Linked DNA regions of Homo sapiens: regions 2, 3, 4, 5, 6 and 7 are each linked to region 1. A link is an interaction called in ENCODE POLR2A ChIA-PET data of the cell type or tissue named here. Cell type or tissue: CD4-positive, alpha-beta T cell. All regions are shown on one strand.

Region 1 (4,000 bases):
CCAGAAATTGGTTATCTATATTCCTTTTTTTTTTTTTTTTTTTTGAGATGGAGTTTCACTCTTGTTGCCCAGGCTGGAGTGAAGTGGTGCAATCTCAGCTCACTGCAACCTCCAGATTTAAGCAATTCTCCTGCCTCAGCCTCCCGAGTAGCTGGGACTACAGGTGCCCGCCACCACACCCTCCTAATTTTTTTGTATTTTTAGTAGAGATGGGGTTTCACCGTGTTAGCCAGGATGGTCTCTATCTCCTGACCTTGTAATCCACCCCCGCCCGGCCTCCCAAAGTGCTGGGATTACAGGCATGAGCCACCTCGCCCAGCCAGTTATGTGTATTCTTAATTATTCACAACATTAAATGTTCACGATTGAAAGGAAGAAAAAATACATTCATTGTCTATTTAACTGCCTGATGCCATGACAAGTATATATAGTCATCATTGTAGAGCAGGAAGTAACCTCATCTGAGAGAAACTGAGCTCTGGAATGTTAGGTAACTCTCTCAAGGCCATGATAGTGGCGAGAGGCAGAGCCAGACTACAATCTCCGCGTCCCGGCCGAGGCTTAGAGTATTAGCCGTTGTTCCAGCAGCATTTCCTCGATGACAGGAGGGAAATGCTAGAGCTTCTTTTTAGTTCTGGGATCTGATCCTTCTTGGGTCTGAACATCTTTCACAACGCCAGCCATCGGCTTATAGAGGAGATTGCTGATTGTCTCCAAAATCCATTCTCTAATTCTTCAGTAATAAAATGTCAAATGTTACCAAGGCCCATGGTTGCTCTGCCTCATTCCCCAGTATACCTGACAGTGAACTCATGTCTGAGGACTGGTCAGCAGGATGTAAGGGAGAGTGGTGAGCACTTCTCTTTCTTTTCTTTTTTCTTTTTTTTTCTTTTTGAGACAGAGTCTCGCTTTGTTGCTGGGGACTGGGGTGCAGTGGTGCCATCTCAGCTCACTGCAACCTCCGTCTTCCAGGTTCAAGTGATTCTCCTGCCTCAGCCTCCTGAGTAGCTGGGACTGCAGGTATGTGTTACCATGCCTGGCTAATTTTTGTATTTTTAGTACAGATGGGGTTTCACTGTGTTGTCCAGGCTGGTCTCGAACTCCTGACCTCTGGTGATCCTCTCACTTTGGCCTCCGAAAGTGCTGAGATTACAGGCATGTGCCACCGCACCTGGCCAGTGAGCACTTTAAAGAACTAGAATGTACCCTTCTCTGTTCCTTTCCTCCTGACCAGTGACTGAAACGCTGAACCAAGCTTGGAGCTGGAGCAGCCATTTTGGGCCACGAGGTAGAAGCCATGTGTTGAAGAGAATGGAACAAGATGGAAGAAACCTGGTGATCAGGGAGCCGCCATAACAGTCTTGGGTTGTCTCTGTTTACATGAGAGGTAAATAAATTATTATTATTATTATTATTATTTTGAGATGCAGTATCGCTCTGTCACCCAGGCTGGAGTGCAGTGGCACGATCTCAGCTCACTACAACCTCCACCTAAGCAATTCGCTTGCCTCAGCCTCCCGAGTAGCTGGGACTATGGGTACCTGCCACCAGGCCTGGCTAATTTTTGTATTTTTGGTAGAGATGGGCTTTCACCATGTTGACTAGGCTGGTCTCGAACTCCTGGCCTCAAGTGATCCACCCACCTCGGCCTCCCAATGTGCTGGGATTGCAGGCATGAGCCATCACACCCAGCCTTTATTATATCCAGTGATTTAACAAAAACCACTTATATTTGGGGTTCTCAGTTATAAGTATTATGTTCGAACACAGAAAGTGAAACTATTTGAAAGTTTCTTGTAGAATTGGCTGGGAAGAAAGGCAATTCATTCCCTTTGAAGGATTTCATTCCCGGGATGTGGCTGCCTGCTTAAAGAGCAGGTTCCATTCTGTAGAGGAAGCTTGGGAGACAAGGAAAGACCCTCATTTCAAAAATATAGCCACTTCACTTCCTGCTGACTTGAGTTTTTGTTTTGTTAAACTGGTTTCTCTTTTAAAACAAATGTCCCCTCAGTAAACTAAGCTCATTTGTTGTTCACACCTGAGAACCAGAGCATCCTCTGCTGATTAGTAAGGAGTTTGGGGGAAGGGGAGTTGCGACTAGGCTGCAGGAGGAAGTGACACTTGGGGGAGGATAGGCCAAGGTGGTGGGATTGATGGGACTCGGAAAGTCCCTGAAAGCAGGGAAACAAAGAAGTGGGAGAAGGGCCAGACAGGGTCGCGCTCACGCTCTAAATCGCACTGGCTCGGCTTTGACTTGCTCTCAAGACACTGGGAACAGCGCGTGAACACCAGAGGGCAGCAGCGCAAGATGAAATTAACAGGGACTCTTCACAGGGCCCCTGGCTTCAGGTCTCAGGGAGAGCCAGCCTTCCCATCCAACCTGGATCTGCCTGGTTTCCTTTGTCCAAAGTCAACCAGGGTGGAAGACTTCAACCAAAGTGGGCAGGGCCCACTTTCATACACATTCCTTCAGGGATTCCTGGTGATGGTCGTTCCCCCTCTCTAGTCCACTGATGCCATCTCTATCACACATTTAACATTGTATTAAAATAGTCTTTAATGTGGGTTATATATGCTTCTTACCTAGCCACACCCTAAGCAATCAGACCTGTGAAATGATGATTTTGGTGTGCTGGTGTGTGTATGTTATAATTATTACATTAGAATATCTATATCACCAGAAAATCATCTATCACCTATAGGATGTATATCACACTTGGAAAAATGTTGCATTACTTCATTAAATTCCCCCCAATGACCCAATGAAGAAAGTGATATTATTCTCCCCATTTTCTAGATGAGGAAACTGAGGCTCAGAGAGGTTAAATATCTTCCTCAAGAATTTTCGCCAGAGCTGGGATTTGAACCAAGGTCTGCTTGACTTAGAAGGCAGTGGTCCTTGCTTTCTCCCGAGGAGAAGGGAGCAGAGATACCTAAAGATGCCTGACTCCCAATCCCATGGGAACATGCCCCCTGCGGGCTCACTTCCTCTCCTCTTTGTCTTCAATTTCTAAGAATGTCTTCTTTTCACTAAAACAAAACACTCCAGAATGCATTCTGCATGAATAAAGACTGCCAACTCCATGGCAGAAATAACATACCTTTTGGGAATGTTTATCACTTCTAAAATGATGATAAAGAAATTCAACAGTTTGTATTTCTGGACGAACTAGGGGAGAAGAGGAAATAAAGTATCTACAGAGTATCACAACACACCTACAGGAAGCTGAGCAAAGTAGACTAATCACACTGGGCCCGGAGGACGGCTGGTAACAGAAACCTCAACGTTTATCTGAAGTGACTGCTCATCCCCGGGCACCACGGTGACAGGTGTGATAGAAAGATAAAACCCTAGACTCTGCTGCTCACCTGCCGTTGGGCCTTGGTCAAGCCACTTCTCTCTGAGCTTCAACTGCCCCATCTGTAAGAGGATAACAATTCCGGCCTCAGGGGGTCATCATAGCAACAAATGAGGAACCTGTAAATTAGTGCGAAAACACCCCACTTACTACTACTGTTTTTAAATGATTGTGAGAGTAAAAAGGGCCTTCGTGTTCAGAACCCAATCAGCTTAGAGTGAATTGTAGCACTTGGCAAATACTGCCTTTTCTGCTTGGAAACTTCACTTAAAAAGAAAAAAAAAATGAGGTCAAAGAGCGATTCCTAAAGCAAAAGAAAATTGCTAAACTTTAGACTATTCCTGACCCCAAAGTCCTCCTTCAGACCATGTTTCCCCTTTTTCACTCATATCTAGCCCAACATGCATAAATCCTTGCTTCTACCAGAGGGCCACACAGAGGAATGGACAGACAGGAAGAGTCTTTGCCCAATTAGTTTCACTTCCTCCCTGGCACCCCATGGTCACAGCCCTGGAGAATTGTTTTCTGCGGCGCTGAGGGCTACATTTTCGTTTTAACCAGCGCAAGGTAGGCAAGAGACTTAAGTCAGAGAGCTTGATGATGTAATGAATTTGCCAGCTGCCAACGACACTAGGACCTCA
Region 2 (4,000 bases), 96 kb after region 1:
AGAGCTAAAAAAAAAAAAAAAAATAGCAACTGTCAGGCCAAAACCTAAGAATAAAGGAGAAGCCAGTGAGGTAAACAGCATTTGTCAGCTGAAAGAAATGGCGATGAAAAAGCGGAAAACGAGCTGCAGTTCCGATGGCTTCATGGGGCAAGGATGACAGAAGTCAAAGGTCAGAGTCCACCCAGGGTGGAAAAACTAATGGACCCCAATATATATATTTTACTTATTTGTTTGTTTTTTGATACAGAGTCTCGCTCTGTCACCCAGGCTGGACTGCAGTGGCGTGATTTTGGCTCACCACCCTCTCCACCTCCCAGGTTCAAGCGATTCTCATGCCTCAGTCTCCTGAGTAGCTGGGATTACAGGCATGCACCACCACACCAGGCTAATTTTTGCATTTTTAGTAGAGATGGGTGTTGGCCAGGCTGGTCTTGAACTCTTGACCTCAAGTGATCCACCCGCCTTGGCCTCCCAAAGTGCTGGGATTACAGGCGTGAGCCACTGCGTCCCACTTCCCAATACATATATTTTAGCCAGAACCCCAAAGGGTACACCATAAGGGTAAGGGTGAGTCAGAAGTAATTCCACCCCCTTCCCTATCCCAAGAAACTGGAGAGGGGCATTACCTTAGACTCTGTTTAGAGAAGGAAGGAAAGGAAGGAGGGAGCGAGGGAGGACCAGGAAAAGACACACAGTGCTTGAAAGATTGGAGTCCACCCAGGTAACTGGCATAAGTTTTCAAAACCCTCTCTGAAGAAATATTTTTATCCGAGGCCTTGGGAAACTCATACCAATCATTTTTCTATGGCAATGAAGAGCCCACAAAGACAGACCTTTTATTATCTTAAGGCATGCATTACTACCTAAAGCAAGAGGGACAAAAGGAGAAGAGAAATTGCGGTGGTGCTCAAAACTCATGGTCTCCTATTTCCCTCATTCTCAGGACTCCAGCTTGGCACCCACTCCTGATACCCCTGATGTCTCGTAAGAGGAACCTCGCTGGACATATGGTGTTGCAGTTTGAAAGAAAATGGGCAGCCTTACCGGGTAGTTTTTATCAAGATAATGAATTTGCCATGTTCTTGGCTTCACCTCTTACCCTCAGAAATCTGATTCCCTCAACTAACAAGAAAGTATATGACTTTACAGTCACAAGATTTGCTTATATATCGGATGCCAATTCATTTGCTGACCATGAGAAACGCAGCTCTCGTCAGGACTAGAATACCATCAACACAGCCTGTGTATTCTTTCCCCACGGGGAGAGCCATTGGAAAGCCAAGCTATGACACCAAGACATTCCCTGGTCAACAGGGACTCAGAGTGGAAGGAGGTGACTGAATGATCCAAGAATATGCATTAGCCTAAGCCTTACCCTCTCCCCCATGGTCTTATCCATGGGATCAAAACTGGGGAAGTCCATTAGCCAAGGTTCTCTCTCCACTGATAATGCATGGATGGGCACTGCCAGAATATGATTCTCAAACATGCCTGTTTTCCATGGATGACTAACTCCCAACTTTCTGATTAGTATCTCTTCATATGAATCCAACTTCTCCAGAGGACTCTAATCCTCTTCATGTAGTAGGCTTCCCTAGGCTTGCCTTGGTAGCCCCAAGCCTACCTGAAATTACTTTCAAGAGACAATTGTAACTCAGAGGCTGAGGTGGGAGGATCGCTTGAGGCCAGGAGTCTGAGACCAGTCTGGGCAATATAGTAAAACTCTGTCTCTAAAAAATAAAAAAGAGACAACAAAGAAATACAAAAGAGCCCACCCCAGGACGTAAGCATTAGCTAACCTTCTGAAATCTCATAACCCCAAAGTGAATTGAAATGTACCAGAGGGTAATCCCCAAACACCATCTACCTTTCTCTAACCACCTCGCCACCTGTGCATGATGCCCATATCTTGTAACCTTCTCGTATACTGTGCAAACATTCATCAGAAAGCTTCCTTCCGCCCCGCCTTCCCCAAAGTGCCACCCGTACCACCATCTGCGAACCAAATAGCAAAGGAGGAGATTAAGGAACCTGCATCACATCAAGCAAGTCTTCACAGTACTGTATGCTTCATGCATTTAAGCTTTTAAAATAAAGGAACTAGGCCAGGCACAGTGGCTCACACCTGTAATCCCAACACTTTGGGAAGCTGAGGCGGGCAGATCACTTGAGCACAGGAGTTTGAGAGCAGTCTGGCCAACATGGTGAAACCCTGTCTCCACTAAAAATACAAAAATTAGCCGGGCGTGGTGGCACACACCTGTAATCCCAGCTACTCAGGAGGCTGAGCAGGAGAATCACTTAAACCTGGGAGGCGGAAGTTGCAGTGACTGGGGATCATGCCACTGCACTCCAGCCTGGGAGACAGAGCAAGACTCTATCTCAACAAAAAAGAAAAATTTTTAAAAAGGAACTAGAAGAAGGAAAATTACAATGGAGAGGCTCAGGAGCAGCGGTCTAGGGCAGCTGTCCTCAGATGACCCATCTGAGTGCAATCGCTACCCAGGTACCATCTGGAATTTTTGCCTCCACTCCTCTCTCACCAGAGCGATTCTTTGGTAACTAGGAACTATGCCCTCACATCTGTTGTTATTAGTTGTCTTAACCAGACCCTAACAAGGATTTTTTTTAGAGAATTTTTGTTTTGTTTTGTATGAAGAAATCTTACTAAATCTGACTAAAATTAAATTTTAAAACCTCCCAGAAGACTCTTCCGTGTTCCATTTCCCATGAGGCTTTACAAACCTGGCCCAAGATGGGTGTGTGTGTGAGAGAGAGAGAGAGAGAAAAAAAAAAAAAGAGAAACGAGAGAGAGAGAGAGAGAAGTCAGGAACTAGAAGAGTGAGACCCACACTTGCCATTTTTCTAAAACAAGGTTCAAGGCAACTTTCACTATCATAGTTAGCTACCCATGGGTAAACTGTGTCTCCTCTTTTTTGCACCGTTGTTCACATAATGATACAGAGGGTTTTGTTTTTGTACCACACAAAAAGTCTGTTTTCCCTTCTCCCTCTTTTAATGATATTCTCCTGGCTGAATTCTAGTGTCTTCCCAACCATGAGTCATCTCTGCTATTCCTGCATAAAGTAGAGTGTTCTGGGCCTCTCACTTCTAAGAAGGACTATAGTTTAGAAAAATCTGATAAGATGATAAGATCCCCACAGCACACGTCTCGCTCTGAGATTATTAGGGACTCAGTTTAGGGGAACCTTCCCTATAGGGAGATGGCAAAGGAAGCAGTTCCCCAATCTATCAGCAGTGGCTGCCATCCACATGATAAGGATCCCCTGCAAGGAAGTCTGACCCTGGGGGTTTCAGCCAGCTGGCACGGCCAGCATCCAACAAGTCCCCATCAGGGAGCATCTTACCAGAAGGTCCCTGCTTACATGGAGTGAATCAAGGGTGATAAAAAGTCCTCTCCCTACCAAATATATCTTCCATCCTTGGAGCAGCCCTTTCTCTTGAGGTTTGGTACTTTGTTGAAATGCAAATATCCCTGAAAGGTAAAGACTTTTTTTTACCATTAGCATGTTTACACAAATGTGCATCCAGTCCCATTCTTTCCTCAAAGCCAGTTTTGATTGGAGGAGAAGGAAGTTTTTTAAAAAATCACCTATATACAAAAGAGAGGTGAGGATCAGAAGATATATCTTCCTGGGCATTAATCCTATTCTCTCGCCCATTCCCAGCTAAGTGCAAGCCCTCGTTGACTTCAAATAGCACCGGTAGCCCACCAGTTTTCCATGTCATCTGTGGATTATCTGAAGTGACATTAATCTGAACTCTCAACAATATCAATCATGCAATAATTCCTCAAACGTGTTGCACTCTGACGATAGGCTGGCAATATTCTAGATTTTGCACAGAGGACAAAGGAAACTGAGGAAGTCTAATCCATCCCAAGGTCAAGTGTCCAATGTATGGATGAAGATTGCCTAGGTTCATAATATTGATCATAACGAAGATGTTAAGGAAGGATTTGGCAGTTAATTCGCTTCAT
Region 3 (4,000 bases), 110 kb after region 1:
ATTTCTTAAATGAACACACACCACGACTACAATAAACAAAATAAAAACAAATTCTACTATTTCACCATTCTAACATACCAAATGCTGTCATTCATTTTTTTACGGCTCACATTTAATTCTTATTCACAACAAAATCAGAATGTAATTAAAATTTTTAATTCTGATTTTCTAACCTAACATCATATCAAACATATTTTCATAACCATCATAACTATGATTTTTAATGACTTTAAAAGAACCCATGGGCTGTGCGCAGTGACGTGCCTGTAATCCTAGCACTTTGGGAGGCCAAGGCAGGAGGATCACTTGATCCCAGGAGATGGAGACCAGGCTGGGCAACAAAGTGAGACCCCGTCTCTACAAAAAAAAAGTTAGCCAAGTGTGGTGGCACACGCCTGTGGTCCCAGCTACTTGGGAGGCTAAGGCAGGAGGATCAAATGAGCACAGGAGGTCAAGGCTGAGTGAGCTGTGATTACACACTGCACTCCAGCCTGGGTGACAAAACAAGACCCTGTCTTAAAAAAAAAAAAAAAAAAAAAAAAACTCATGGAGTTAATGTTGCCAGAACTCCTATTGCTTAGTGTTCAGGGTATTTTCAGATTTTGCTGCTATAAATGATAATACAGTGAATATGTTCATGCATATTACTTTTCTTTGAATTATTTATTCGGAATAAATTTCCAGGGGTGGAATGAATGGATCAAAGTGTATGAACACTTTAATGGCTCTTGATACATATCGTCAAATTGCCATATTTGTATTTTACACAGTTCCTCAGTAGCATGCTAGTAAACGTTTAACAACATGCTTGCCCCCCGCCCCGAAAAAAAAAAGGTGGGGAGCCTGATTTATTGTGTTTGCTGATTTTCACAGTGTACTTTTACCATAGCCAATTTCAAGCCACCATCATGACATCGCTGAATGCAAAATTGAAAACAGATGCTCAGATAGCACAATATTATATAGCATTTCCATCACACAGATAAAGAGAAGTCAATAATGTCACTGGCTTGGAAAATTTCTGAAAATATTACAATCAGCACTTGAGAGCAAGCCGGTTCTAGAACACCACTGTAAACATCTCCCTTGATATTTTGCAACAGCACATCTTTTTTTTTTTTTCATTGAAATCATTGAAAATTCACCCTGTTCCCATCTGTGTGACAATGAGCATGCTTTTAGGTCCATAGATGATGCAAATAATGAATAAAACCTAATGCAAAAAAAAAGGGGGGGATAGAGTGAACATCTAACACCTGTCCGGGTTGAATAATTCTGTCTACCCACCCTCAAACATTCATTTTACCGTGCTTTTTTCCATGAGGTCATGTATACAAATGATTCAATCATTTATTTACTTAACGAGGCACTGAATGGATGACTATACGTAGTTCTCAGGCAAATGTGATGAGAACCGTATCTTCTGTTTCTTAACCACTCTCTTCCTTGGGTTTCTTTTCTACGAAATGGGGAAGAGGTCACTGTGACTTCAGTTTTACGAGAAACTGAGTGCAGAGATAAGAAAGGTTCAACTTGTGCTCTAAGAAGCACTTGAACATTCAGTAATGCTCTGGAAATTTCTTCCAAAAGCAATTCATTAGTATTCTATTTTACCAGAAAAGAATGTGATTTGGTGCTTTCGCTTGAAAGCAACATCCCCTCTTTGGGCTGCCCCGGAATAATATATAGCTTCTACATGTATACAACACTTTGGTTTTTAAATGAGCGGCACCGTACGTTTGCGTGTTAAAATGCGGGTATGACTGAGCTAAACATCCTCATATCCTGGACCCAGTCACCCCGCTCCCGATAACTCATCTCAAGGAATGAACTCAAAACAAAGGAAAATACTTGCTGTGTGAAGATATTAATCACAATAGAGAGTAGATCAATTTGCCTCATTTCAGCACTTATTCAACTTACGGTTTCTGGGGCCCTGGTAGGAGAGTTCTGGATTCTTGGTTCCTAAATCCCCACCTGCAAAACGACCACTTTCCAAGTTGTTTTGGGGCTTGTATTTTTTAATCACACAGATTCCTGGACCTCACGTGAGGGCTGGGGTATGAGACATGGAATTTCAGTTTCTTAAAAGCTCCCCAGGTGGTTTTGCTGTCCAGCCAGCTTTAGAAACCACTATTCCACAGTGAGACACCAGACACATGATCGTGGTCTCTGAACAACTGTCCACATCCGGGGAACAGTATGACAACTTCTTGTGCAAGTCGTCAAAAGGTTGTTCAGGGCATTCAAGCAGTTGCTAGAGTCAAATGGCTAAAGAGCTCACAGAGGAGCCCTAAGTTTCTGGCACCCTTCCACCCCCCTGGGGTCATCCTTTCCATCTCTGACACCCTCCTTGCTCTCACAGCCCACCCCAGCCCCCACACTGTCATGCTGCCTCCCAGCCTCCACCTGTGCACCCCATCCTGACTTGTGCCCATCCCTTTTCATACACAAAGCTCCAGAGTCTCCTCCCTTAGGACACCAGTGGGACTCTAGAAGGAACACTATCACCGTGTGACTCACGTCATCTGCACACATAATTAGGAATCCCCTGCACAATTAACATGCCAGGTGGATTTGCATTTTTTTAAAGGAGGCTTTTAATCCAAAAAAATATTTATAACCTAGAGAGTGGAATGGGGAAGGAGGATGCTTTTTAATCCTGGCTTTCACCCAGATCCAAGCATCCCAAACCCAAATAAGCACTCACTGCCACAATGATCCCCACTCCTAAGTAGAAATGGAATTTTAGCTGTGCCTTGCTAGCACTAAAATTAACACATTGTAAGATAAAATAATTTAATTTAAACTGGGCAAGGAAGAAAGGTCATGCTCTCTGCCTCTAATGAAAAGCACCTCTAGAATTCCACCCCAAGCGTTCAGAGAGCGACGTCAACCAAGGAGGCCCACAAGTAATGCAGCGGATACTGAGAGGACCTCTCTCATCTCATAAGCTAGAGAAACTGTTACCAAATGGCTTAAAATAGCGGTTTCCAAGTTTGTTTTCCTTCTTTCATATGTATTCTCACTAGAAAAACACCCAACCCCTGTGCCTTGTCCATATTTGGTGCTCAAAAAACGTTAATTCCCAGCCTCCACCTGTCACCCTACTTTCCCTGGAAAGGAATGTTGGGATTAGGAGAGTTAGCTTTGCAGGCTTCTTGCTCTTAAGCCAGGGCTCATAACACCTTCATTTGTGGCAATAGCCAAGTCCTTAATAAGAATCATAAGAGTTGCATCTATTGAGAGATTTTTTTTTCAGTCAGGCACTAGGCTACATGCTTTACATATTTTTATCTCATTTGATCTCTACGACAACCCTCTGAGGTAGGTATTTTCAGTTATTATTACTGTTATTAGAGATATTTTGTGAATTTTTTTTTTAATCTGAGCATTGAAGAAGTTAAGTAACTTGTCTGAGGTTCCCACAGCCCAGAAATGATAGAATGATAGAATGGGGATTCCATGCAAAGTGATCTGGCTCAAAAGTTGGGTTCTTATTCACCGTGCTGTATGTTTGTTATTATATGGGTTCAGATATTTTATGGTCCAGAAAAAAAGTGTCTGAATTATTATGATCTACTGACTCTCTAAACAACGTCCAGAAAAAGAACAGAAGCATACCCGTGCCATCTCATTTAGACATGCAAAGAAAGTAGCACATATTTCATGGAATTTGGGGACTGGCTTTTGAGGAATAGAGACTTGCTTATCATTCATCAACCAACTCGTTCTCCCAAGAGGAAGGCCACTTTAATTCCTGGATAATTGAAGGGCCTCCTTAAAATGAAGAAACCAGAGGTGGAGGTCTTACTGGTACCCCGAGCCACACGAACCTTTCTCTGCATAAATGATGTCCTAAGGGAAGACAGTAGAGGGCAAATGGAGGCCCACAGCCAGGCACAGGGATGCAGAAAGCAGCCCCAAGTGGGAAGAGGCCACGCTCGACAAGCTCCCTCTCACATGGAATTCTGCTGGTGCCGTGAGAGCCGAGGAAGCG
Region 4 (4,000 bases), 87 kb after region 1:
GGTTTCTACAATCACTGTGCTATCATTGTTTATGTCTAATCTGCAGCTTAAACTCAGGACTATGCTGTGCCATAGAAGCTGAAGATGCAACTTGGCCCCAAAGCTCTAGTGAAAGCTGTACACACCATTAAGAACTTACTCTGACTTTTTCACTGCCAGCGCATGGTGATAATAAAAAACAGACCCACACTGGTTTTATTACTGTTTTAAAATTCTATATAAATGATATACCCCCTTACTTCCTGTACTTAGGGGGGACCCCTTGCACCACTCCATCCTTTAAGTCCTTGCCAGTATCTATTAAACTTTTAAATGCGGAGACCTTTTAATCCAGCAATTCCAATTCTTTCAACACGTTGTACTGATGTGTCTACACAAGTAGTCAAGATATGCAAGAATTTCCATTGCTACATTATTCACGACAGCAAAAAAAGAACTGGAAAGATCTGAAAGGTCCATTAAGACGCAGGGGTTAAATTAATTATGCCATATCCATTCGATAGAATCCACTCAGCATTAGAAGGAATTAGGTCAGCCTGTTCGTATTGCCCAGGAAGGGTATGATATACAGACATACCTTACAGATATCGCGGGTTCAGTTCCAGACCACTGCAATAAAGTGAATCTTGCAATAAAGTGAGTCACACAGTTTTTTTTGTTTCCTAGTGCACATAAAAGTTATGTTGGCCAGGAGCAGTGGCTCGAGCCTGTAATCCCAGCACTTTGGGAGGCCGAGGCAGGCAGATCACCTGAGGTCGAGAGTTCAAGACCAGCCTGACCAACATGGAGAAACCCTGTCTCTACTAAAAATACAAACTTAGCCAGGCATGGTGGCACATGCCTGTAATCCCAGCTACTTGGGAGGCTGAGGCAGGAGAATTGCTTGAACCCAGGAGGCAGAAGTTGCAGTGAGCCAAGATCGTGCCATTGCACTCCAGCCTGGGCAACAAGAGCGAAACTCCATCTCAAAAAAAAAAAAAAAAAAAAAACAAGTTATGTTTACACTATACATGATGTCTAAAAGTATACATGGCTTAATTTAAAAATATTTTATTGCTTAAAAATGCTAACAATACAGCCTGGACAACACAATGGGACTCTGTCTAGATAAAAATTTTTTTTTAATTAGCCAGGTATGGTAATGCACACTTGTAATCCCAGCTACTCAGGAGGCTGAGGTGGGAGGATCACTTGACTCCGGGAGGCTACAGTGAGCTATGATTGCACCACTGCACTCCAGCCTGGGCAACAGAGCAAGACCCTCTCTAAAAAAAAAAAAAAAAAAAAAAAGCTAACAATCATCTGAGCCTTCAGCAAGTCCTAATCTTTTTGCCTCAATGTTGATGGCTGCCAATTGATCAGGGTAGTGGTTGCTGCAGGTTGGAGTGGCTGTGGCTATTTCTTAAAATAAGACAACAATGAAGTTTGCCACACTGATTGATTCTTCCTTTCATGAAAGATTTCTCTGTAGCATGAAATGCATTTTATCCACAGCAGAACTTCTTGCAAATTAGAGCTAATCCTCTCAAACCCTGCCACTGCTTTATCAAGTAAGTTTATGTAATATTCTAAATCTTTTGTTGCCATTTCAACAGTTTTCACAGTATATTCACCAGAAGTAGATTCTGTCTCAAGAAATTACTTTCTTGGCTCATCTGTAAGAAGCAATTCCTCATACATTAAATTTTAACATGAGATTACAGACATTCAGTCCCACCTTCAGCCTCCTCTTCTAATTCTAGCTCTCTTGCTCCTTCTACCACATCTGCAGTTACTTCCTCCACTAGCATCTTAAATCCCTCAAGTCAGTCATGAGGCTTGGAATCAACTTCTTCCAAACTCCAGTTAATGTTGCTATTTTGACCTTCTGCCATGAATCACAAATGTTCTGAATGGCATCTAAAATGGTAGATCCTTTCAGAAGATTTTAAATTTACTTTGCCTAGATTCATCAAAGGAATCACTATCTATAGCAGCTATAGCCTTACAAAATGTATTCTTAAATAATAAGATTTGAAAGTTGAAATGACTCCTTGATCCATGGGTTGCAGAATAGATATTGTGTTAACAGGCATGAAAACAGCATTAATCTCCTTGTACATCTCCATCAGAGCTCTTGGGTGACTAGGTGCGTTGTCCATGAGCTGTAATATTTTGAAAGGAATCTTTTTCCTGAGCAGTAGGTCTCAACAGTGGGCTTAAATTATTCAGTAGACATTGCTGTAAATAGATGTGTTGTCATTCAGGCTTTAGTTGTTCCATTTATAGAGCACAGGCAAAGTAGATTTAGCATAATTCTTAAGGCCCTAGGATCTGTTGGAATGGTAAATGAGTACTGGCTTTACCTTAAAGCAACCAGCTGCATTAGCCCCTAACTAGACAGTCAGCCTGTTCTTTGAAGCTTTGAAGCCAAGTATTGACCTCTTACTAGCTGTGAAAGTCCTAGATGGCATCTTCTTCCAATAGAAGGCCATTTTGTTTCCATTGAAAATTCTATTGTACACTGTAGCCACCTTCATCAATGACCTTAGCTAGATCTTCTGGATAACTTGCTGTAGTTTATTCATCAGGACCTGCTGCCTCTCTTTATACTTTGGTGTTATGAAGATGGCTTCTTTCCTTAAACCTAGTGAACCAACTTCTGCTATCTTCATACTTTTCTTCTGCAGCTTCCTCACTTCATTCAACCTTCATAGAATTGAAGCAAGTTAGGGCCTTGTTCTGGATTAGTCTTTGGCTTAAAGAAATTGTATAGCTGGTTTGATCTTCTACCCAGACCACTAAAGCTTTGTCCAAGCAGTAAGGCTGTTTCACTTCCTTATCATTCATGTGTTCCCAGGAGTTGAACTTTTCATTTCTTCAATAAATTTTCCTTTGCATTGACAACCTGGCTAACTGGCAAGAGACCTAGTTTTCGGCCTCTCTCAGCTTTCAACATGCCTTCCTCATTAAACTTAATGATTTCTAGCTTTTGATTTAAAGTGAGAGACACATGACTCTTCCTTTCACTTAAACACTGAGAGGCCATTATAGGTTTATTAACTGGCCTAATTTCAATATCATTGTGTCTCAGAGAATAGGGAGGCCCAAAGGGAGGAAGAGAGGTGGGGGAACAGCCGGAGCAGTCAGAACACGTACAACATTTATCCATTAAGTTTGCTATCTTATATGGGCATGATTCATCGTGCCCCAAAACAATTGCAACAGTAACATCAAAGATCACTGATCACAGATGACCATAACAGATACAATAATAATGAAAACGTTTGAATTATTTTGAGAATTACCAAAATGTGACAGAGCCATGAAGTGAGCATACGCTGTTGGGAAAATGGTGCCGATAGACTCGCTCAACACAGAGTTGCCACAAACCTTCAGTTTGTGTAAAATGCAATATCTGTGGAGCGCAATCAAATGAGGTATTCCTGTATTAGTAACTGAAAAAAAGCAACCAGTTGAACAATCTGGGAAGGGTTTTCCATTTATGTAGAAAGATAAATGTCCAAACTTTGTCTGGTGCGATCTATCTTCCCTTGCCGAGAAGGACATTGGCCCAGGCAGAGGAAAGGTCTCTGCAATGATGGGTAAATCGAGATTTACTGGGAATTCTCAGCTCACCTTTCACATGTCCCTCTATAGAATAAATTGTACTAGGAACATAGCAGTTACTCCCTCAATTGCCTAAGGGAGAAGAGGAACAAAGAGGAATAATCTAAGAACACAAGTTTATTCAGATTTTCTTAATTTTTTCAATCTTCTTTTGAAATATAGACATATGTACTTTTTATACAGATAATATTATAGATACATAGCAATAGGATAAAATATTTCCTTAGATGCTCAGCTTCTGATTAAGGATCAGAAAGATCAAGAAACTGAGCAAAACAAATATATAATGACCCTGAAACTACCAGGATATTCCAGAGCAAAATTCTTTTTTAATGGTTCAGTTCATTGCTTACGCATATATAGTGTTCTATTAACATGACATTTCAAATCC
Region 5 (4,000 bases), 65 kb after region 1:
AGCCCAATTACTGTCTTTCTCTCCATTTCAGTTTAACACAACTTTACCTCCATTGCCTTCCCTGTGCTGAGCCCTGGGGACACTGAGGAGACCAGGAGGCAGTGCTACCTTCAAGAACAGCAGTCTAGCAGGAAGACAGACACTTATCGGCTCCATTTCTGCCAGATTCTGCCACTGGAAAGGGTTTACACATAGATTCCTGGTCTCAGGTATGAGAGTTCCCAGACGGAGCTGTTAAGCTTGGCTCCCGCCAACAGGTGGAGGTCTCACCTGTGTGTCTTTGCCCAGGTGACAGCAAAGCCATTTGAGTGTGCCCTCTCTGGCCTTCCCTTCCTGCTCTGCTGCCACCGTGGAACCACCTCCTCTTCCTTCACTTAGGATCATGTATGGTGGCCCTTCCCACTTTCAGATACCCACCCCCATCTCTCTTCAACAAGAGAGAAAGAAAAGCCTGGGGGACAGCCCACTGCAGTGAATAGAAATTCCTTCCCACTGACATGTTAAATACCTCTCATGGCAAAGGCTGGCCCTGAACACCCGCATCCGTGATTTAAGACTCTGTGGGTTGAGGGAGAAGAAGAGAATCCCAGGGATATCAGAGGATATGAGATCCCTTCCCCTCCCCTGCCCGGTCATCTTTCAAGCCCCCCAACCCTGAGCTGAGAACTAGAGACACGGGCTCTCCAATCAAGGGAGGCGGGTGACTTAGAGGTGAGTACAAGCCACCGCCTGGAGAGCAGAGAAGTCTGAGTGAAGGCAGCTGTGTCAGCCCCAGGGAACCGAGGCAATCCTCCCACCAGAGATCAAGACCCCGGTCCCAGGCCTTTTACTGGCTGTGGATAGGAGGAGAGAGAGAAGGAGAAAGCAATGTGTGAATGAGCACACATTTGGTTTTTGATACTGATTATAGCTGTAAGGAATTGACCACACAAGGGAACAGAGAAACTGGTTTGGCTATGTCAACATAATTCTAATCAAAGTCATTTATGCCAGCCACCTTACCTTTTGTGTGTAATAGTCACGTTACCCCATAACAATGATGTACCTTCATAAAGGTGGTTCAGAGTGTTTCTAAGTTTTGATTAGGGCAGTAATTGATTGATCTATCTAGGTGCCAGCCTTTGCAATTTCTTTCTTTTTTTTCTTTTCTTTTTTTTTTTTTTGAGATGGAGTCTCCCTCTGTTGCCCAGGCTGGAGTGCAGTGGCGCGATCTTGGCTTACTGCAACCTCCGCCTCCCAGGTTCGAGCAATTCTTTTGCCTCAGCCTCTTGAGTAGCTAGAACTACAGGCATGTGCCACCACACCCAGCTAATTTTTAGCTAATATTTAGAAGAGACGGGGTTTCACCATGTTGGCCAGGCTGGTCTTGAACTCCTGGCCTCGTGATCCACCCGTCTCAGCCTCCCAAAGTGAGCCACCACGCCCTGCCCAACCCAGCCTTTGCAATTTCTACCTTAAGTTATGTAGTCCTCTGTTCTCCACTTTAACAGATGAGCAACACCATTGCTTTTAAACTATTCGATAGAATGAGGTTTGAGTTGTGTGTGTGAGAGCAGGTTGTGTGCGAGTATGTGTGTGTCTATTTATTCAGTATTTCCCCTGATAACTTTCTGTTCTCTGAGCAGTTGCTATATAGCTTTCTTATTCCTGTGCTTGGAATTTGATTTTTCTTTTTTGAAGGCTGTAAATTCTACCTTTTTTCCCTTACATACACATATATATGTAGATATCCCCCCAATAAGCCTAACTAGACCTTACGATTCATAAATTATGTTGCCACAACAGCTCAGTTTAGACAAATTTATAACAAATTTGTGAAATTAACAGAACTTTGAGACCCCTGTCTTTCACAGGACCTGCAGTCGCCTGGGAACCACCCTACCAGAAGTGAAAGTGACACTCTCTTGCTTCTGTTCCAAGTTCTGTTGCCATTGCTTGGAGCAGTCTGATTCTCTACCTGAAAGATGGTGTTTCAATCAATCTTGGTGAATGAGAGGAGAATATTTAGTGCATAACTGGAGTTGAGTGAAAGACAATATAGTAAATAAATGAATGATGTTTTATCATTTCAGAAAAATATAGTGATAACTTTAAAATCATTAGGCAGTATTAGGATATCTTATGGAACTGTATTTTATATCCAACTGTGAATAACAGGTAAGTAGAAAACAAATTGCAAAGATTCATTTATGGTCATTTTTAAATTTGATTACCCATTTAAATCCAGCAGCCAAGTGGTTTCAACAGACTTTCTACTTGAGGTGAAAATAATAACACTACAAACATATGGCAGAGCTTCGTACAAGCATTTCACTCACAGAGGAGTTTATGTTTTCGAGGATGTAGGAAAAGATTTTCCAAGTGTGAAAACTAAATATATACAAAAGCAATACATTTTGTTATTAGTTAAATAAAATGTGTCTTTAAATATGGAATTCTTTGAAAAACTCACTTCATCGTCCAAAATTATGGAGACTATTTCACTTTTTTAATCAAAGATGGAATATTCATCACAGTTCCCCAAGGGATTTTCTAACTGGCCTGGGCAAGGAGTTCACTTGTAGAGTGTAGTTAGTGAAAACATCCAGTGGCCAAGCCTCATCAATAACTGTATCCAAAAGGAGACGCTGCTTGGGGTGTACCCAGAGAAAACACCAAGCTTTCCTGGCTTCCCGGCCCTCCCTCTCCCCATTAGTCTTTGGGGTGCATACATAAGTGTTGTGTGAAGTCTCTTGGGGTTTAGAAGATCTTGCACTCATTGATGGAGAAGAGCCTCCTTCTGTTTCGTCTCCTGGCCTGGTTGACGGCAGTTCGGACGGCGCACTCAAACACCTGCTGTACTCCCCGATTGCTAAGGGCTGAGCACTCCAGGTAGCCCTTGGCTCTGACATCCTGGGCCAGTTTCTTCCCTTCCATGGCATTGACGCAGGAGGCCCTGTGGGGCCCCATCTCCCGCTGGTCAGTCTGGGTGGCCACCACCAGCACAGGGGTACAGGGCAAGTTGCTCCTAATTTCACCAATCCACTTGTTCTTCAAGTTCAGGAATGAGTTATGGTTGGCCACAGAGTAGCACATCAGCACCACGTCTGCCTGCTGGTAGGACAGGGGCCGGATGCTTCTGAAGGCGTCATTGCCGGCTGTGTCCCAGAGGCCCAGGCTGATCTGGATGCCATCCATGAAGACGTCCACCCCTGTGTTCTCGTACACTGTGGGCTTGTAGGCCTCCGGGAAGGTCTCGGAGGTGAAGCGCACCAACAGAGAGGTTTTCCCCACAGCAGAGTCGCCCACCAACACGCACTTGATGGAACTCAGCATCTTCCCAGCCTGCTGTCCTACTCTGAAGTCCAGAATCCCAGGGAAAAGAGCCCTCAGTGGGCAGCTGCAGCACACGCCATTCAGCAAGGGGAATGCAAGCCAGGTAGGTCTGTGTCCTCAGGACCTCTGACGGCGATTTGCAGAATGTTACTTCTCCCTGCCCATCCAAGCACCGTCTGCTTTGAAAACCTCCAAAGCCTAGTCTTCAACTGGAACAGAAAGAGAAGGGGGAAAATGAAGTCTTTCTTTCTTTCTTGCCTTTTTTGAAGATAAGGGGCTTCCTCATTGGCAAACTGATTAAATGTGGGGTAATCTCAGTGTAGCCATCCAACCCCGCTTGTGCAATCCACTCTTCCCCTCACAGGGAGAGCTTAGATCTGTCTTCCCCCAACACACACACACACACACACACACACACACACACACACACACACACACACAAATGCCTCCCGGTCAAGAAGCAGAAGCTGACTTTATCTGTAAAATCACTCAAGCACTAAAAAACACAAGCAACTGCTCTGACTGCAACATGAAATAGACCTCAGTAGCAACCTGGTGTGTGAAGGAGAAGTTTCCAAACAGCTCTCTGTCGGCTTCTACTCCAAGAAGTGGCAAAGGCCCCGAGAGCGTTCTCCACGGCTTCAGTTTCTGATGGATCTAGCCATGTTGGAAACTGCAAGAAACA
Region 6 (4,000 bases), 120 kb after region 1:
CTGAGCCATCTTCCAGGAAGCCATCTGTAGCCACCACCCACCTCCATTGCAAGCCCAGTGAGGTGCCCTCCCAAGGGCTCCATAGCACGTCGTGTTAACACGGCCAGAGCACTCACCAAATGGCCCTGCAGTGTTCACTTCAGAGGTCCCAGGGCTCAGGGTCCAGCCTTGCCCACTCAGAAATCCAAGGTACTGAACAACCACTTTCTGACCAATAAATAGATTGATTCTCCCATCTCACAGCCTCACAGCTGCCCTTTATGGTAAACACTTTAAACCCTATTTTAACAGCCAAGGAAACAGAGACTTCAGCTGGTTAAATGATTTGCATAAGACCCTATGGCCTAAGAAAACCAGAACCAAGATTCACCCCATTCATCTGTCCTGGCTGTCACTCCCGCTGCCTCCCCACAGAGAGAACTGAACCACCGTGGGCAACGAGGAGCAGCCAGAGCCCCAAGGCCCATTTTCTTGGCCCTAAACATGCCCCCTCCAGGATTCCCTGTGCAAACGGTCCCCTTCAGGTCAAGGTGAAAAAGCAAAGACTTACTTTCTCAAAACCACCTTCATCAGAAATGTTCTCTGATATGGCAAAAGAACAGCTTACTTTAATATTCTCCTGTGAACAAAGACCTCTTTTATTGAGGTTTTTTAAATAATATGACAACTACTTGTGTACCCTGAACTCATGCATAAGTACTATGTTTGCTCATTGCAAAGGTGTTGTGCCACTTACGCCAGCGAAAACTCTTAATGACAATTGTAATTGTATGAATAGTAAATCTTAGAAACCTTGAGACTTGAGTCATCTACTAAATTATTTCAACGCTGGGTTAGTAAGATGCCTTTCCCTCCCCCTTGCTATTAGCATATTAACAGAAATGATGTAGATTCAGTGGGTAGCTTTTAATGTTTACACAGACCCTCATTTATGCCACCTAATAAAATATTTCAGTGAGTTGTGAAGATAGGTAATATGTACTAAAACCTTGTCTGAAGGCTTTGAATTTCAAACTCAGGCCATTAGTCGTATTGCAATTATTCTCACCCAGCTCCCCACTGGATGATGAACAACTGTATTAAAACAAAATATCCTTTCTTTCTGATTGAGAGATTTCATGATGGGAACTATAAAATGTTAAGAGAATGATCTTAATTCTGATGTAACTTTTAGTGTAAAAATACATTCATATAAAATACTTTTTAAATGCTGAATATTGAAATAGCTTCAAAATGCCACAGGCTAGAAATCTCATGGGTGATTTCCTCTTTATGCATTTTAATTCATTATTAAAAAAAAAAAACCAGCCTCCCTAACCAGGTAATAGCATTTGAAACATCTTCTAGCTTCCCTCTTATTGCCATAACCATAAAAACATCATTTCCCCTGCTGTTATTCTCATCATTTATTTTCTCTTTAAATATGTTAATGTATCATAACATATTGCTTTTTGTTTCAGTGAATATTCGGTTCTCAGGATTCTCAGCTGCCATGTTTATTCTGGTTTGTTTGCCCTGGATTACTGTATTGATCTAGCAAACATTCACATCCTGGTTCGTTTTATTGCAGAGCCATAATTCATAAGAAGACAGAGTCTTGTTGCGGAAGATGATAGCACCCAAAGTAATAATTCAAGCTGTGGCTCTAAAGTTATGATACAACTTTTTCTAAAAAGTCTGTCAGAGCAGAGCAAATGTAGTCAAATGACCGTTTCCCTTCAAAGCAGTCCCTCGATAGTTGATGCGCTTTTGCAACATCACAGACATGAGTCAAAGTGCATTTAGACCCTTTTTACAATATCCTTGAGAGACAGCTTAATAAACTACAAAACAAAACCAGTATCTGCATTCTGTTCACAACTTGTTTTTGACTCAAAATAGTATATGGCTTTTTAACCCACCTTATTCACTGGATGTAGCTCCGAATGGCTGTCTCCTAAAATCAAATCCACTCTAAAAGGAAAAAGATTTTGCAATCATTGACAAAGTTTTTAAAGATTGTGCGGCAGGCTCTGAGAGTGAGTCCAGAGGAGGAGTTTAAAATGTAGTGTTAGTAAGAGCAGTATCTTTGGGTCAAGGGCCCGAGCTCCTAGGGAATGACTGCAAAGCACAGGACATGCACAGTGATGTAGAAATTCATCAGCGTGAAGAGTGAAGAAGAAGGTGATCACTGCTTCTTCTCAAACTCATGTCTTACTCGTTGCATTGATAGGGATCTTCAGTTTGAGCACAAACATCACAGGGTAACTGCAACCCAGCACATCTGCTCACAGCGGGCGTTGCAAACATTTCAGTTGTAAGGCAGGGCAGACCGAGTGTTAATTTGCCATCTTTTCAAAGTAACAGATCTCCTCACTGTTCTGGAGGGAACAGGTTGAAGCTTAAACTGAAAGGCAATCTGAAATTTTGGAGAAAGTATACATTTGGATTCAGACAAAGCAAGATTCGAATCCCGGCTCCACTTATTACTAAGGATGAGGCCCCGATCTACCCAACTGCAAAACAGGTATAATATCTAGCTTGGAAGAGTTCTATTTAAAAAAAAAAAAAAAAAACCTGACTCATGCTTGGAATACAGTGAATGCTCAATACACAGTGGCTGTTATTAGCCACTCCTCTTTTGGATTTTTGCTTTCTGGAGTTTTTTTCCCCCTCCATCCGTACCCCCTCTTTAAATAACAACTGTTGAATTGAAAAATTTGAGAAGCTTTGGCAGGGCCCAAATTCACGTGGAATAAAGTCACAGAAACTCACACATCACTCAGAGGATTCTAATGTCATGTGTTTATTGTCACAATGAGTTAAAAGGACACAGAAAATTTAAAATCAAATTGTTAATGACATTTTATTCCTTATGCATAATCTGAGCAATGCAGAATCTTCAGAGGTGCCTCCTGAAGCCATCTGGTTGCCCCGTTACAAATGCCCTAAGATAAATGAGAATTTATCCTTTCATTCAACAAATATTTACTGAACACTTGCTATAATACTTATTGAGCACTCGGCTAGGTGCCAGGGAGACAGCAGCGAACAACAAGAACAGAAATAGCCTGCTCGCCTGAGTTTATATCTACGTATTAGGAAGACAAGCAATGAATATGAAACTCTAGTAGTAGAATATGTTACAGTGAGCTAATTACTAAGAAGAAAAGCAAAGTAAGGAAGGGGGATAGAAAACTTGGAGGGTGCATATTTAAAAAGGATGGTCAGGAAAGTCCTTCATAGAAAGACGAAAAATGTAAAGTCTTTTAAAAAATATCCTAAAGCCATTTTAATGTTCAATGGTCTTATTTTATGTTTGTGTGTGTGTGTGTGTGTATGTGTCTGTGTGTGTGTGTGTGTTTGAGACAGACTCTCCCCTCTCCCCATGTCGCCCAGGCTGGAGTGCAGCAGCACAATCTCTGCTCACTGCAACCTCCACCTCCCGGGTTCAAGCGATTCTCCTGCCTCAGCCTCCTAAGTAGCTGGGATTACAGGGGCCTACCACCATGCCCAGCTAATTTTTGTATTTTTAGTAGAGATGGGGTTTCAGCATGTAGGCCAGACTGGTCTCAAACTCCTGACCTTAGGTGATCTGCCCCCCTCAGCCTCCCAGAGTGCTGGGATTACAGGCGTGAGCCACCGCGCCTCGCCATAATGTTCAATGGTCTTTATCATCGGCGTAAATCCGTAGGTTTAATGATCATCAGGTATCACCAAGTCCTGGCTCCTCCTTGCTGATGCACAGTCCGCTTCCTATTCTGCCCATACCTGCGAGCGGGAGAAGCTGATCACGCAGCTTTACTCGGGGGCCAAGTTGGTGCTCATCTCTCAGCCCCATTCCTCCACTTCACTGCTCAGTCCTCCACCCTTCTGAGTCCTTTCTGAGTCTCTTCTCTGAATCTTTGAAAGTCTTTTCCATCACAGACTGCCATGGAGAGAGAACTATAACCAGAGCCAAGTACCTAGTGGAAAATTCCAGGGTTGTAGGGTTGTAGGAGCTTTTTCAAGACGCAGCACC
Region 7 (4,000 bases), 100 kb after region 1:
CCTGCTGCATCCTGAAAACCATCCATGTGTTTTCATAGCTCTAGAATGTAATAGAAACACTGCCACAATGTACATTTCAATTGCTTTTCCTGAAATGTAGAGGATGAAAAAAAAGGAAAGATAGCTATAGGACTCAGAAAAAATACTCATAGTTGCCTTTTGTTAATTCAAATGATCCTACAATTATTAGCTGTATTTCTATCACATTAGGAAGCAATGTTTATGCTTCTTTCTATAGATTTTGCACATCGTGGAGGAAAAACACTGGGATGATGACTTTTTTTTTTTTTTTGAGATGGAGTCTCAGTCTGTTGTCTGGGCCGGAGTGCAGTGGCACGATCTCTGCTCACTGCAAACTCTGCCTCCCAGGTTCAAGCAATTCCCTGCCTCAGCCTCCCGAGTAGCTGGGATTAAAGGTGCCTGCCACCATGCCTGGCTAATTTTTGTAGTTTTAGAAGAGACGGGGTTTCACCATCTTGGCCAGGCTGGTCTTGAACTCCTGACCTCGTGATCCGCCCGCTTCAGCCTCCCAAAGTGCTGGGATTACAGGCATGAGCCACCGCGCCCAGCCTGATGGCAATTTTAATACATAAACACTTACAAATAAGATGTATACAAGTATATTTAACCTAAAAGGCATATGACATATTTGCTACAACAAATATCCATTACTATTATATTTTTAAAGTAGAAATTATTATAGATATTTCTCTGATATTGCCGGATATTCTGTGTTTAGGAATATAGTGACAATATTGTTTTGGCACATATAGGAAATTGTGGTATTGTCAATAAGTAAGGGTTTTTCTGGCTTTTCCCCTCCTATTTCCTGTACGTGCCTCCAACCCTCTCTCCTACTTCCTTATCACATGAAGAAGACAGAGAAAGACTACTATTGATATAATTTTCAGCAAGTTACTGCCCAAAGAGTAGAGCTTGAGGAAAATCAGGTTTTATCAAGAAAAAGTATGCCAAAGGGGACTTTTAGGCCCCTTAAAGGTTTTTGTAATTGATTTTACATCATTTAAATTTGACTCTAAATATATTGAGTTTCCTTTTCCTTGTTAGAAGGAATAATTACAGGCATTCTTATGCTTCTCAACCACAGTTGGGATCATTTTCAGCTCAAAACTGGAACAAAGACCAGAAGAATTTTTTGTGGCAACTGAGAAAAAAAAATGCAAGAAAGGGAGAAAAAGGTTCGTAGTAAGGGTTGTATATTTAGAGTCTCTCAAGAAGGTGACAGCTGGACCTGGAGGGAAGACAAATTAAAAGTAGGGGTCCTGCCTGAAAGAAAGGAAAAGAGCCAAGGAAGAGATTTGTGCCAGTCCATTCTCTGCATGGGCAACTAGGTTGCTAGACATAATGACCTGGCAGGGGAAAATAATCTCCAGGAGGTAAGAGGAGTAGAGACTTTGCTACCAGCCTTTGGTGTACATGGAATATTTGTGTTTTGAGGGCTGTGACTGTATGATGCAATATTATTATTAAAATAGATATTGAAACTTACAAGAAATGTAGTCATGGATGTGCAATAATTAAAATGGTTATAGACATGAAGGCACACTGATTACTGGAACATATTTGTTATAGATTTTCCCTTTCTATCTCAAAGACAGATTTCCAATTTTTATGCTATCCCACACCAAGAGAACCTTGACTCACCATGTATTTAGTCAATTTCACATTCTTTTTCTCCGGAGGGATGAAGATGAAGTGCGTTTCTCTTTCTCATCCAGTGTCAATCCACTGTATGACCGTGACATGAGAATGTGGCCTCATCTTACCACTTCCAGTAGGGTTGGCTAATTTAAACAGACGGGTTTGGGGTAAGTCTCCATACCCTGCCTGATACCACAGTCTGGGAGGACAGGAAATGAACAAAGCCCTGAGCTTTCAGCTGAAAACACTCAGTTCCCCAAATTGCAGGTCAGATACCCACTAATGGAAGATGACCAACAGGGCTTCTGTGATCAAAAGGCTACACAGGAAAAGAACTATCTTCAAAGTTATCAAAGCCCAACCAGATGTTCAGCTTCAGATAAGACAACTACATCTTACACCCAGAAGGGAGCACTTTACCCACCGGCTAATGCTAATGCCTTTCACCCTAAAAGCAGCTGGGCTGGGTATCCAGTACGTTGCTTAGGGGCATCAGCTGACCCCACACTACTCACTACACTCTAGAGTTGGCCAGATCAGTGCTTACAACCTGCCTGCATTTCTTTTTCTTGTAAACTGAGTCTCACTTTGTTGCCCAGACTGCAGTGCAGTGACACGATCTTGGCTCACTGAAACCTCTGTCTCCTGGATTCAAGCGATTCTCCTGCCTCAGCCTCCAGAGTAGCTAGGATTACAGGCTCATGTGCCACCACGCCCAGCTAATTTTGTATTTTTAGTAGAGCTGGGGCTTTGCCATGTTGGCCAGGCTGATTTCGAACTCCTGACCTCAGATGATCTGCCTGCCTCGGCCTCCCAAAGTGCTGGGATTACAAGTGTGAGCCACCTCGCCCGGCCCTGCCTGCATTTCTTGTGCCACCCAAGGCATCACGAGCTGATAAGTAAGACATTAAAGTGGCATCTTGAGAGACTGCTTTCCCAAATGGGAACCAACCCTGGCTTCACATGAGAGAATTCAGAACTAAGGATTTAGAGCATTAATCATATGTTATCTGAAGGGAAACAACTCTAGCCCCACATGCTACTCATTTTAAGGATCTGATGCTATAAAACTACACCTGTATCCGCCATCTTACCCTCATTTCAGCCATCAATTGGAGAAGCAGCATTTCTGTCTTTAGGGGCTTAATCTGATGTCAGTAATAACCAGAACTTCCTCTGCAATGCTCCCTCTGCTGAGGGCAGAGCTCCTCACTTGAGGCCTCTAGATCCCTGAGAGTCCATGAATGGGTTTTAGAGGGTCCTTATATCCCCTAGGACTGTGCAGCAAATGTTCATGGCCCTGTGTGAGAAAGTCTTTGGCTCTCATCACATTGTCAAACGAATCTGTGACCAAAACTAGTGATTAGGAAACATTGCTCCAAAGCACAAGCCAATCAGTCCATGAAAAACCCTGTTAGGTGGGGAATAGAATAGTCAGCGCGTGCTTGTAGAAAGAGGTCTGATTTCAGGCGTTAGACCCTTGCACATCCGACAGACCCTGTGACTTGCGCCTCCAATGTGAAGATGGGTTGTTAACTTATCCTTGATTTACCACATCATGTCTCAAGAGATCAGAGGCCCTGACGATGGGGAATGTGATTAAAGTAAAAGAATCATCTCCACTTTAAGAAGAGCACGAGACATTGAAGGCTATTTGAAAGCTATTACAATCACTAAACTTCCAAAGCCAGGTGAAGCAGATAATCTCAGAACAGTGGCTACTGCGATGTCATTCACTTTCATATGTTTATTTTGTGATATAATGTTGTTGTGGCATAAGTCTAATTGTTATTACTATTTTGAGTGCTGAGTTCTGTATATAAAATACTACATTTCATCAAAAAATATACTTTCTTTTCTTCTTTAACATAATGTTATCATACAGTAAGGTCCAGAGTGTTTTCTGTCCGTAGCACTCCCATATTCTACCACGGGTTTAATAACCACCGCTCGATGGCCTGAAATAGAATGTTTATGGGTCCCAGACTCTCCCCATGACCATCTTTCTCTGTGCTCATAGTTCCCCTAGTCACAGCTACTTTTAATTGGTTCAAGTGCTGGACAAAATTGTTTAACTGTGGAAGAGGATTTTGTGCCACAAACTATATTCCTTTAAGGAATATCGTAAGTACAGCTTCCTGGTTTTTGCTGTTTGTTTCTATAACAAATAAATAACTTGTCCCTCTGGGCTTTCTCTGTTTTCATTCCCCTTTTACATTATAAGTCCTTCAATTCTGAGCCTTTAAGTAGCGGCTTCACCTTCAACACACACACACACACTCTCTCTCTCTCACACACACACACACACACACACTCACAGATATACCTTCCCTGGACA

Evidence for each region. ChIA-PET counts read pairs that join two places held together with the same protein. Peaks named below come from ENCODE experiments on the same cell type or tissue, not always from the same donor. Only the 100,000 strongest peaks of a DNase experiment are listed, where the experiment ranks them.
Region 2: POLR2A ChIA-PET joins it to region 1 with 17 read pairs; 17 of 35 experiments call an interaction of 5 or more read pairs at or near these places.
Region 3: POLR2A ChIA-PET joins it to region 1 with 13 read pairs; 18 of 35 experiments call an interaction of 5 or more read pairs at or near these places.
Region 4: POLR2A ChIA-PET joins it to region 1 with 10 read pairs; 16 of 35 experiments call an interaction of 5 or more read pairs at or near these places.
Region 5: POLR2A ChIA-PET joins it to region 1 with 11 read pairs; 17 of 35 experiments call an interaction of 5 or more read pairs at or near these places.
Region 6: POLR2A ChIA-PET joins it to region 1 with 33 read pairs; 19 of 35 experiments call an interaction of 5 or more read pairs at or near these places.
Region 7: POLR2A ChIA-PET joins it to region 1 with 117 read pairs; 18 of 35 experiments call an interaction of 5 or more read pairs at or near these places.

Annotation. Positions count from the first base shown.
Region 1 is chr4:40,307,698-40,311,697 of GRCh38, reverse strand. LINC02265 (long intergenic non-protein coding RNA 2265) reads right to left here. Exons shown (of 4, transcript NR_121641.1): 2 at 3,370-3,421. Among named protein-coding and RNA genes, the nearest start is that of LINC02265, 2.5 kb to the right of the region's middle. RefSeq lists enhancers at 1,062-1,700, 571-1,770, 1,701-2,339, 3,344-3,473 and a silencer at 2,112-2,406. In CD4-positive, alpha-beta T cell, a CTCF peak has its summit at 2,261 (motif pointing right); DNase peaks (open chromatin) are centred at 2,257, 3,277 and 3,887; H3K4me3 peaks cover 1,508 bases; H3K27ac peaks cover 2,815 bases.
Region 2 is chr4:40,212,160-40,216,159 of GRCh38, reverse strand. All of the region lies in intron 1 of RHOH (ras homolog family member H), which reads right to left. Among named protein-coding and RNA genes, the nearest start is that of RHOH, 17 kb to the right of the region's middle. RefSeq lists an enhancer at 2,709-2,758. In CD4-positive, alpha-beta T cell, no CTCF peak of the experiment used is centred here; a DNase peak (open chromatin) is centred at 1,919; H3K4me3 peaks cover 2,312 bases; H3K27ac peaks cover 3,684 bases.
Region 3 is chr4:40,198,489-40,202,488 of GRCh38, reverse strand. The region is part of intron 1 of RHOH (ras homolog family member H); the gene reads right to left. Among named protein-coding and RNA genes, the nearest start is that of RHOH, 3.5 kb to the right of the region's middle. In CD4-positive, alpha-beta T cell, no CTCF peak of the experiment used is centred here; DNase peaks (open chromatin) are centred at 1,408, 1,748, 2,188 and 2,908; H3K4me3 peaks cover 4,000 bases; H3K27ac peaks cover 4,000 bases.
Region 4 is chr4:40,220,757-40,224,756 of GRCh38, reverse strand. The region is part of intron 1 of RHOH (ras homolog family member H); the gene reads right to left. Among named protein-coding and RNA genes, the nearest start is that of RHOH, 26 kb to the right of the region's middle. In CD4-positive, alpha-beta T cell, no CTCF peak of the experiment used is centred here; no DNase peak of the experiment used is centred here; H3K4me3 peaks cover 438 bases; H3K27ac peaks cover 1,887 bases.
Region 5 is chr4:40,242,702-40,246,701 of GRCh38, reverse strand. It overlaps RHOH (ras homolog family member H), which reads right to left. Exons shown (of 3, transcript NM_004310.5): 2 at 3,868-3,988; 3 at 1-3,524. The coding sequence starts at 3,315. The coding sequence ends at 2,740. Among named protein-coding and RNA genes, the nearest start is that of RHOH, 48 kb to the right of the region's middle. In CD4-positive, alpha-beta T cell, no CTCF peak of the experiment used is centred here; DNase peaks (open chromatin) are centred at 171, 1,891, 3,128 and 3,849; H3K4me3 peaks cover 605 bases; H3K27ac peaks cover 4,000 bases.
Region 6 is chr4:40,189,240-40,193,239 of GRCh38, reverse strand. It overlaps a transcript of N4BP2 not described here and a transcript of RHOH not described here. Among named protein-coding and RNA genes, the nearest start is that of RHOH, 5.8 kb to the left of the region's middle. RefSeq lists an enhancer at 1-222 and a silencer at 2,990-3,039. In CD4-positive, alpha-beta T cell, no CTCF peak of the experiment used is centred here; a DNase peak (open chromatin) is centred at 2,259; H3K4me3 peaks cover 2,615 bases; H3K27ac peaks cover 1,948 bases.
Region 7 is chr4:40,203,498-40,207,497 of GRCh38, reverse strand. The region is part of intron 1 of RHOH (ras homolog family member H); the gene reads right to left. Among named protein-coding and RNA genes, the nearest start is that of RHOH, 8.5 kb to the right of the region's middle. RefSeq lists an enhancer at 2,459-2,518. In CD4-positive, alpha-beta T cell, no CTCF peak of the experiment used is centred here; DNase peaks (open chromatin) are centred at 837 and 1,887; H3K4me3 peaks cover 4,000 bases; H3K27ac peaks cover 4,000 bases.